Linked DNA regions of Homo sapiens: regions 1 and 2 are each linked to region 3. The links are chromatin contacts, found by Hi-C or POLR2A ChIA-PET in ENCODE. All regions are on one chromosome and are shown on one strand. The core of a region is the stretch at or near the end of the contact, and the rest is flanking DNA. Distances in the headings are between cores, read along the strand shown.

What was found. A loop is a pair of places that touch in the nucleus more often than their neighbours do. ChIA-PET counts read pairs that join two places held with the same protein, here RNA polymerase II (POLR2A). Pooled maps may share reads with other maps.
Region 1: a pooled map shows a loop between it and region 3 (2.7-fold over the local background). The contact joins the enhancer-like site here to the promoter of PRKCSH in region 3. A Hi-C loop is called at or near these places in 1 of 50 pooled maps. POLR2A ChIA-PET finds 5 or more read pairs at or near these places in 2 of 52 experiments (WTC11 and activated T-cell).
Region 2: a map of CD4-positive, alpha-beta T cell shows a loop between it and region 3 (6-fold over the local background). The contact joins the promoter of ZNF823 here to the promoter of PRKCSH in region 3. A Hi-C loop is called at or near these places in 3 of 168 maps with a recorded cell type or tissue (CD4-positive, alpha-beta T cell and naive thymus-derived CD4-positive, alpha-beta T cell), 3 of 37 single-sample maps with no recorded cell type and 13 of 50 pooled maps.

The regions. Positions count from the first base shown.
Region 1 is chr19:10,978,497-10,981,404 of GRCh38, forward strand. All of the region lies in intron 1 of SMARCA4 (SWI/SNF related BAF chromatin remodeling complex subunit ATPase 4), which reads left to right. Among named protein-coding and RNA genes, the nearest start is that of SMARCA4, 19 kb to the left of the region's middle. Within about 2 kb of position 1,580, at least 4 of the 41 ENCODE cell types and tissues checked have a DNase peak (open chromatin) inside an H3K27ac peak, as active enhancers do.
Region 2 is chr19:11,737,491-11,740,598 of GRCh38, forward strand. ZNF823 (zinc finger protein 823) reads right to left here and starts at 1,456. Exons shown (of 4, transcript NM_001080493.4): 1 at 1,327-1,456. The coding sequence starts at 1,329. RefSeq lists enhancers at 830-959, 1,350-1,429 and silencers at 1,030-1,179, 1,440-1,634.
Region 3 is chr19:11,434,138-11,436,898 of GRCh38, forward strand. PRKCSH (PRKCSH beta subunit of glucosidase II) reads left to right here and starts at 1,498. Exons shown (of 18, transcript NM_001289104.2): 1 at 1,498-1,569; 2 at 1,904-2,059; 3 at 2,252-2,368. The coding sequence starts at 1,981. It overlaps ODAD3 (outer dynein arm docking complex subunit 3), which reads right to left and starts at 984. Exons shown (of 13, transcript NM_145045.5): 1 at 636-984. The coding sequence starts at 879. RefSeq lists enhancers at 1,103-1,602, 1,176-1,585, 1,836-2,055.

The sequences.
Region 1 (2,908 bases), core at 330-2,829, 460 kb before region 3:
GCTAATTTTTGTATTTTTAGTAGAGACGGGTTTTACCATTTTGGTCAGGCTGGTCTCGAACTCCTGACCTCTGCTTGCCTCGGCCTCCCAAAGTGCTGGGATTACAGGTATGAGCCATCACGCCCGGCCGATACTTTCTACTTTTTAAAAGTGGATACCGGCCACATATGTGGTGGCTCGTGCCTGTAATCCCAGCACTTCTGGAGGCTGATGCAGGTGGATCAGGAGTTCAAGACCAGCCTGGCCAACATGGCGAAACCCCGTCTCTACTAAAAATACAAAAAATATATATATATATATATTTTAGCCAGGTATAGTGGTGCGTGCCTGTAATCCCAGCTACTCGGGAAGCTGAGGCACGATAATCGCTTGAACCTAGGAGGCGGAGGTTGCAGTGAGCCGAGATCACGCCACTGCACTCCAGCTTGGGTGATGGAGCAAGACTCTGTCTCTAAATAAATAAATAAATAGATAGATAGATATCTCAATAGCCAGTAAGCATACAGAAAGGTGCTCCGTGCCATTAGTTGTGAGGGACATGCAAATGAAGACCATAAGAAGATGCGATTGGACATTGGCAACATTGTTAAAAGTTGTAAGGACTGACAGCAGCAAGTGTTGGGGTTGATGAAGAGCACCTGGAATGCTGTCCCTGTGTGGGAGGTGGGACCGTGTGTGTAGATGATACAACTATTTTGGAAAACTAGCAAAGCTAAGTTTATGCCTCCCTTTATAACCACCAGTTTCATTCTTGGACACCCAAGAAGAACCAATGCATGTGTTCACCAAATGACTCTCATAGCAGCTTGATTTGTGCTGGCCAGAACCTGGTAGAGTACAATGTCTATGAAAATGAGAATGCTCACATAAAAAGAACGGATGACTCTCCCAGACATGGTGACCCTGTGTGATTGTCTTTTTTTTTTTTTTTTGAGACAGGGTCTTTCTCTGTTGCCCACGATCATGGCTCACTGCAGCCTTGACCTCCTGGGCTCAAACAGTTCTCCCTACTCAGCCTCCTGAGTATAAGCTAATTTAAAAAAAAAAACTTGTAGAGACAGGGTCTTGCTATGTTGCCTAGGCTGGTCTTGAATTCCTGGACTCAAGCGATCCTTCTGCCTTGGCCTCCCAAAGTGCTGGGATTATAGGTATGACCCACTGCCCCCAACATTATATTATTTATATGTTACATATATTATATGTTATAAGTATATATTGTATATTATATAATATATGTATTATAGACGTGACCCACCACACCCGTCATTTTATTGGAAGTTCAATAACAGGTGAAAGGAAGCCACAGTGATAGTCAAAATAGTGGTTTCCCTGGGAGAGTGGTATTGACTGGGGGGGCCCAAGAATGCCTTCTGGAACGTCAGGAGGGATGTCTGACGCAGTGTTCTTCAAGCTGTTCACCTATGATCCTGCGATCAGGGCATGTACAAGTCAGTGAGAGTAAGCAGAATCACACGCTGCTCCCCTCAGTACTGAGCTGAGGACGTGGAGTCGCTCCACGGCTCTCCACTTTGTGCTGCAAGTCGGCCAGTGCTTGTTCAAGTGCAGGCACCAGCAACCTCATCACAGGCTTTGGCACTGGGCGATACTGCTGGGGATGGCTTTGCATCACTCCCGGGCTGTTGGGATCCCCTTTACTGTCACTCTGCACGTGTCTGAGCTTTCAATCCGGAAATGAATTTGCGGATGCTGGTGGCACCCGCGTTCCTGTTTCACTGCAGCCTGACTCTAGAGGCAGCATTTTCAGGAGGAGAGGCCATTCTAACAAGCCTCTGTGAAACCCCGTGCTTCTAAAAAGCAGACTTGCCTTATTCGGGCACAAAATGGTTTTTTGGGGCAGCATCTTCAGTGTACTCTGTTTTTCCGTTGACAAAGTTAGCGCTGCTTTGAGTTGGAGCCGTTCCTGGAGGCTGTGACGGCATCGCATGATTTGATGGAAGGGAGAGGGGAGAAGTTCTAATGCTCAGTGTAAAGTACGATTAGGTGGCATACGCCTGTAGTCCCAGCTACTCGGGAGGCTGAGGCATGAGAATCGCTTGAACCCCGGGGACGGAGGTTGCAGTGAGCAGAGATCATGTCACTGCACTCCAGCCTGGGCGACAGAGTGAGACTCTGTCTCAAAAAAAAAAAAATGTACAATGAGGAGAGCTATAATTTCAGTCACTTCCCAGTGTATGCTCGTTGGCTTGTCCACCTTCAGAGAGGGAAAAGATGGTTTGCCCTCAATGACCTGGATCTTTTTCTCTTTTTCCTCTGAGACAGCGTCTCGCCCTTTTGCCCAGGCTAGAGTGCAGTGGTGCGGTCATGGTTCACTGCAGCCTCAACCTCCTGGACTCAGGTAACCCTCCCACCTCAGCCTCCCAAGTAGCTGGGGCTACAGGCATGTGTCACCAAGCATGGCTAATTTTTGTATTTTTTGTAGAGATGAGGTTTTGCCATGTTGCCCAGGCTGATCTTGAATTTCTGGGTTCAGGCCATCCCCCTGCCTTGGCCTCCCAAAGTGCTGGGATTACAGGCGTGCTGGATTGTATTTTGCTGTCAGTTTCAGTTTATTTGACTTAGAATAAAGACCTTCAAGTGAGGAAGAAGCTATAGGTCCCTGAATATCACAGGATCTATGAAGTATGTGGCAGTCCTGCTGTCCCTTTTCCTACCTCATTGCAACACTCTGTGGACCTGAGAAGACTGTGGGGACAGAAGGCCCAGAGGGGAGCGCCAAGGAGCCAGTGCCTCCCCCTGCCCTGGCCGTGCCCACGTTGCTGGGCTTCCCACCTATGGAGGTAGCTGCAGGCGCATCCTCCCTGCAGACATACCCATGGACCAGAGGCTTCAGGCTCCAAAATCAGCATCTTAGTAACATAAACGCAAGGTTCAGACTGTTGTCACATGG
Region 2 (3,108 bases), core at 206-2,705, 300 kb after region 3:
ACCTCAGGTGATCCGCCAGCCTTAGCCTCCCAAAGTGCTGGGATTACAGGCGTGAGCCACCGCGCCCGGCTTTTTTTTTTTTTTTTTTTTTTTCACACTGGAGTCAAGTGGTTATTCTTTGCTTCCTCACATGTGAAATGTTCACAAACACAAAAACACATCTTTTAAAAAGAGCCATACATTGCTATGTGAAAAGAAAGTGACAATTAAAATAATGCCTCTGTTTGAAATATTGCCTGAGGGACAAAGAGTTCATAAAGTTGCTGGGAATTGATGAGAGACAGTTAGCCTGGGGAAGGCTCTGAAAACCAAGAGATTTGCTGCCAGCCCTAGGAGGAGTTAGGATGAGGGGATAGGGTGGTGGATTTGAGACCCTGCTGCCCACATCTTTGGAAGACTCGGAGGGAAACCGGTCACCTTTGGGAAGAAAGAAGGGACTGGGGAACCCACAGATCACAGCTTCTCTTCCAAAGCACAAAGCCCACACACACGAGTCTGGATTCTGCCTGGTGACCCTCCGTTGTCACCGTGCAGCGTCCTCACCGGGTTCACAGGAACTGCGAGCCAGGCTGGAGGCGAGATTGCAGTTAGATATTAACCAGGTGCCCTCAGCCCCGCTGCCTCACGGGGCCGCCTCCCTGAGAGTCAGGTCACAGCAGACGCTGACCGCCGGCTTCCTCATCGTGCCCGGGGATAAGATCTCTTGAGAGTTGCTCACGGGTCGCCTCAGTTCTTTCTCGGATCCTGAATTGCAGCGGAAAGGCTGGCGCCAACCAGGCTGAAGACCCCACAAGGGAACCCACTCAGCAGAATGCGGTTTCTTCACCTCCAGTCCCAGGAGTCACCTCTCACTTCTCCACCAACCAGCGACCCCACACTCCAGCCGTCCCTGTCCACACCTCTAAACACCCCATCCCCAAACCTCTCAGGGAGGCGGATCTGGGGTGTCCTCCCCTCTCCCCCATTAAACTGTTTCTGCTGCAGCCTTCGGCGTCTCGGTGCAGTGACTCGGGCCGTGAACCTGTGCCGGTTACAACTGCACAATCTGGGGAGACGCGGAGCTGCGGGCGCGGAGCTGCCCAGAGAGGGCGCCGGGGCCGGGGCCGCAGCGGCCGAGCAGGGACGGGACAGGACGCCCGGGGTCCCGGCTGCCGCCCCAGCCCCATCTTGCGGCCCAGGGGACCAAGGGCAGAGCTGCGCCAGGGGCACTGGGATTTGCAGACCCCGGAGTCGCCCAGGGCGAGGCCCGGGTCCCCTCACGGTCGGTTCCGGCCGGTTCCAACCTGCCCCTTCTTTGCCTCGGGACGCCGGGCCCCGCACACTCACCATTTCCCAGCTTCCAGGTGTCCGGGTGTCCTCCTTAAAAGCCAGTGTGGGTCCCAGCGCGACAGACGCTGATACAGACCTTCCAGGGCGTCTCTCTCTCAGCGCCAGAGCCAGGACTCAGAGCGCAGGGGCGTGGAGAAGACTCCGCGGGCTCTTTGAACGTCGCACCCTCCTCCCTGCAGCGTGCCTGATTGACAGTTCTCACAATCCCCGCCCCCTCATCCCTGATTGGATAGTGCTCCAGGTCCCGCCCCTTGGTGGCTGATTGACAGAAGAAGCGATCTCACAGTGCTGAGTGGAGCCGGATGAACAGGTTCCAGGCACGACCCTTGGCAAGGCGGGCTTCCTCCCAACGGAGTGACCTGACCCCTCCCGAAGTGACGTTTGCATTTTAGAATTTCCTGATTGTATTCAGTGGGTTCTTCCTGCTTTTTCCTCCTGGACAGGGACTCACAAGTGTGTGCAGGGAATTCCAGGCTCCCTGTCCAGTGGAGCCATTCCCGGACCTCGGAGCAGGAGGGGAGCCCGGGGCACACAGGCCACCCTGCAGCAGGAGGGAGGGCCTGATGTCCTCCAGGGATCAGGAATTTGGGATGAGGCTGTTGGCGACGTTGCCAAGCCTTTCCCTCACCTTATCTCTCAATCTACTCATTTTCAGCCCAGAAGATAAAAACAGGACAACAAAATAAAATAGTTGAGTATGTGGAAAAACTGGAATTATATGGCAGCAATATTTCATAAAGAATCAAAAGAGAAGAAAAGCAAAAACTTGAACAAGCTCAGAGAAGCAGCCTACTGCACTCACAGTTCACAAGCAGACCCCCTTTCAGGAGGTCAAACATATCCCCAAGCTGGGAAGCCAGGCAATGATTCCTAAAATGGAGCTCCGGGGTGGATCAGAAGCTGGTGATAAGGGAGGGACAATTAAGAATTTTACTCTGAGGTCTCAAAATACCTGTCCCCTCTGCACAGCGTGGAAATGCTCCCTCCTTATGCCATTAAATGTTAATGAATTAAACGCTCCAATCAAAAGCCAAGACATCACACTTTGAATTTGAAAACATTAGCCTTTCTCCATATGTTTATGAAGTAAAAATACTAGACTTAAAAGCGTTATGGCCGGGCGCGGTGGCTCACGCCTGTAATCCCAGCACTTTGGGAGGCTGAGGCGGGTGGATCACCTGAGGTCGGGAGTTTGAGACCAGCCTGACAAACATGATGAAACCCCGTTTCTACTAAAAACGCAAAATTAGCCGGGTGTGGTGGCACGCTCCTGTAATCCCGGCTCCTCAGGAAGCTGAGGCAGGAGTATCGCTTGAACCCGGCAGGCAGAGGTTGCAGTGAGCCGACATCACACCACTGCACTCCAGCCTGGGCAACAGAGCGAGGAAAAAAAAAAACTCCATCTCAAAAAAAAAAAAAAAAAAGCGTTATGAACTAGAAGCTGGTAGCCATGGCTAAATAGAAAGGAGCTGAACATGAGATGTCAATAGATGAAATGAAATCTTCAATCAACTTCTAGAAACTATAGCATTTTCTGCCAGGACAAATGGGCACGTTTAGAAAATGAATGAAAAAAATGACGTCTGAGTATAACCTAATGCATAAATGATACTGTTTCCTTAAAAAAAAATAATAAGCACACACACAGACACACACACACACACTCCCACAGTCTATTATGCTAGAAACTGCTCTCTGAAGGATAAACTACTATTTTATGAAATGCTCCACCCCTCACTCCTCACATTAACTGCTCCTGGAACAATGTTCTATTTATTT
Region 3 (2,761 bases), core at 248-2,747:
TGGAGGCAGAGGTTGCAGTGAGCCGAGATCATGCCACTGCTCTCCAGCCTAGGCGACAGAGCAAGACCCTGTCTCAAAAAACAAAAAACAAAACAAAAAAAAACGCGGGTGCAGTGGCTCACGCCTGTAATCCCAGCAGTTTGGGAGGCCGAGGCGGGCTCACGCCTGTAATCCCAGCAGTTTGGGAGGTCAAGAGATTGAGACCACCCTGGCCAATATGGTGAAATCCCTCTGTACTAAAAATACAAAAATTAGTTAGGCGTGGTGGCGTGTGCCTGTAGTCCCAGCTACTCAAGAGGCTGAGGCAGGAGAATCGCTTGAACCCGGGAGGCGGAGGTTGCAGTGAGCCGAAATCGTTCCACTGCACTCCCACCTGGCAACAGAGTGAGATTCTGCCAAAAAAAAAAAAAAAAATAGAGAAAATAAATTACAAGAAAGTATGAAGTACAGTTCAGTCGGTTCTGAACCCATGAGAAGTTTTAAGAGACAGAGAAGGAAAAACATGAACTAAGTATGAGTTTTTGCCCAGAAACGGTTTACCTAGACTCATGCTGGAGAAATACCTTTGTCACACCATGAAGATTGGATGGGCACTGTTGACCCCTGACCCTCTGTACCCTCTGGAGCCATCTTACCTAACAGTTGTATCTTTTTATGTAACTCAGCCACCTGAGAGTGCACAGAGGGCTTCCCTGCACCTCTGTGGAAGGATCCTCCCTTGGAACGGCCTGGGGTCCACGCCTGGGCTGTGCCCTTGCCTCGGAGGTGGCTGGGTTTGCCCGAAGCCTCCCTGCCCTTGACCCTGGAAGAGGGCGTCGAAGCCTGGTCCTGAGGAGGCAGGGCGTTGGCGGAGGCCGCCCTGCACAGAGGAGATGTCATGATGGGGTTGGGGCTGAAGGCCCCTAGGGGTTAGGGGGATAACTAGGAGTCAGTCGCCCCTGTCAGGGATCCGTCAGCTCGGATTCCTAGGGCTCTGAAAAATGCACTTTCCGACCGCTAGGTGGTTGCGCTCCGCATCTCTCGGTTGCCAGGTAACCGCCTCCCCGTCTCTCTCCACTGTTTCCATGGAGATCACCCGCGTTCCGTGGCTGACACTGCGTTCTCATTGGCTGAGGCTGCATAGAGGGGCGGTCCCAACAGTGGGCGGGGTAGAGCCGCGCCGCAGGACGGAGGGTCTGGACACTTTGGGGTCACGTGCTCATTCCGTTTCCCTACCTCCCCCAACCTTATCCCGCCCCTGGGGGTTCGCGGGCATTTTTCAGGAACTTTCTTTCCGGCTTGAGAAGCCGCCACTCCCAAGATGGAGGTACGCTGCGCCGCCATTAAGAGCTAGCCCTCAGAACTATCCTCTCTAAGGTTTCACAGTCCTGCCCAAGATGGCCGTCTCGGCTCTGGCACCGCCCCCACTCCTGCCTCTCCCAACATGGCGACCCTGAGTCTCCGTTCCCGGTGCGGAACGTACGACCGGAAGTGACGGGGTCCAGAAATTTCCGCTTTCTTTCTGCAGCAGGAACCGCGGCTGCTGGACAAGAGGGGTGCGGTGGATACTGACCTTTGCTCCGGCCTCGTGTAGGTGTGAACGAGCGGGTGGGAGGGCACCTCAGTTTCTTACAGGGGGCAACCGGAGGGTGCATGTGTGGGTGTGGACGGCGGAGGCTGTTAATCCCTTTGGTCTGTTGGCGGGAATTGGGTCACAATTGGGCACAGGGAGCGGAGGTTTTGAGATCTTGAGATCCTCGCCATTGATTTGAGCAAAGTGAGACTGGCCAGGATTGGGGAGATCGCTGCCCCTCGCCCCCATATCGGAAACAAAGTGAGGCCTCATTGCCTGGAAGCGATGGAGGAATCCAATTGGCTGGAAGTAGCCCTCTCCCACTGACCGGGATCCGCTTTCTTCCTGCAGCGTGAAGACACAGCGCATCTCCCCGCTGTAGGCTTCCTCCCACAGAACCCGTTTCGGGCCTCAGAGCGTCTGGTGAGATGCTGTTGCCGCTGCTGCTGCTGCTACCCATGTGCTGGGCCGTGGAGGTCAAGAGGCCCCGGGGCGTCTCCCTCACCAGTGAGTCCTCCTGTTCACCCTCCCGCCAGGCTGGAGGTGGGAGGGGCCAACATTGGGCCTTAGGGATAGGCATTTACAGCCTTTTGACTCAGTTTCCCGGTAGTGCTCCGCTGGTGGGGATGGGAGGACAGAGGTGGTATTTGGTGGAGAAGGCGCTTACCTGCCCTGGGCTGAGCTTCCTGTACCCCGCAGATCATCACTTCTACGATGAGTCCAAGCCTTTCACCTGCCTGGACGGTTCGGCCACCATCCCATTTGATCAGGTCAACGATGACTATTGCGACTGCAAAGATGGCTCTGACGAGCCAGGTGAGCCTTTTCTCTGTTCATCCATCAGATGTTTATTGAACACTGCTCAGTGCCAGGCCCTGTCTGTGTGACCAAGATACTACCTCTGCTGGCTCCCCTTTGAGTGGGCAGAAACAAGCTCAGAAGTCAGTGGTCAGTGTTATGGCCCCGGGCAGCTGGAGGAGCCCAGAGTCGTCCTCCTCCCAAGCCTCGGGGTCAGAGAAGGCTCCTCCAAGGAGGTGAGGTTTCAGTTGAATCCCGAAGGTGCTGCAGATGGAGGGGTCAACACGGGCAAACCCCTAGAAGTGGGAGACAGGGTGGGGCCAAGAGCAATCCAGCAGGAGACAGAGGTGAAGGGAGACCCTGGCTTTTTGTTTTTGTGTGTTTTGAAGAGACAGGGTCTTGCTTTGTTGC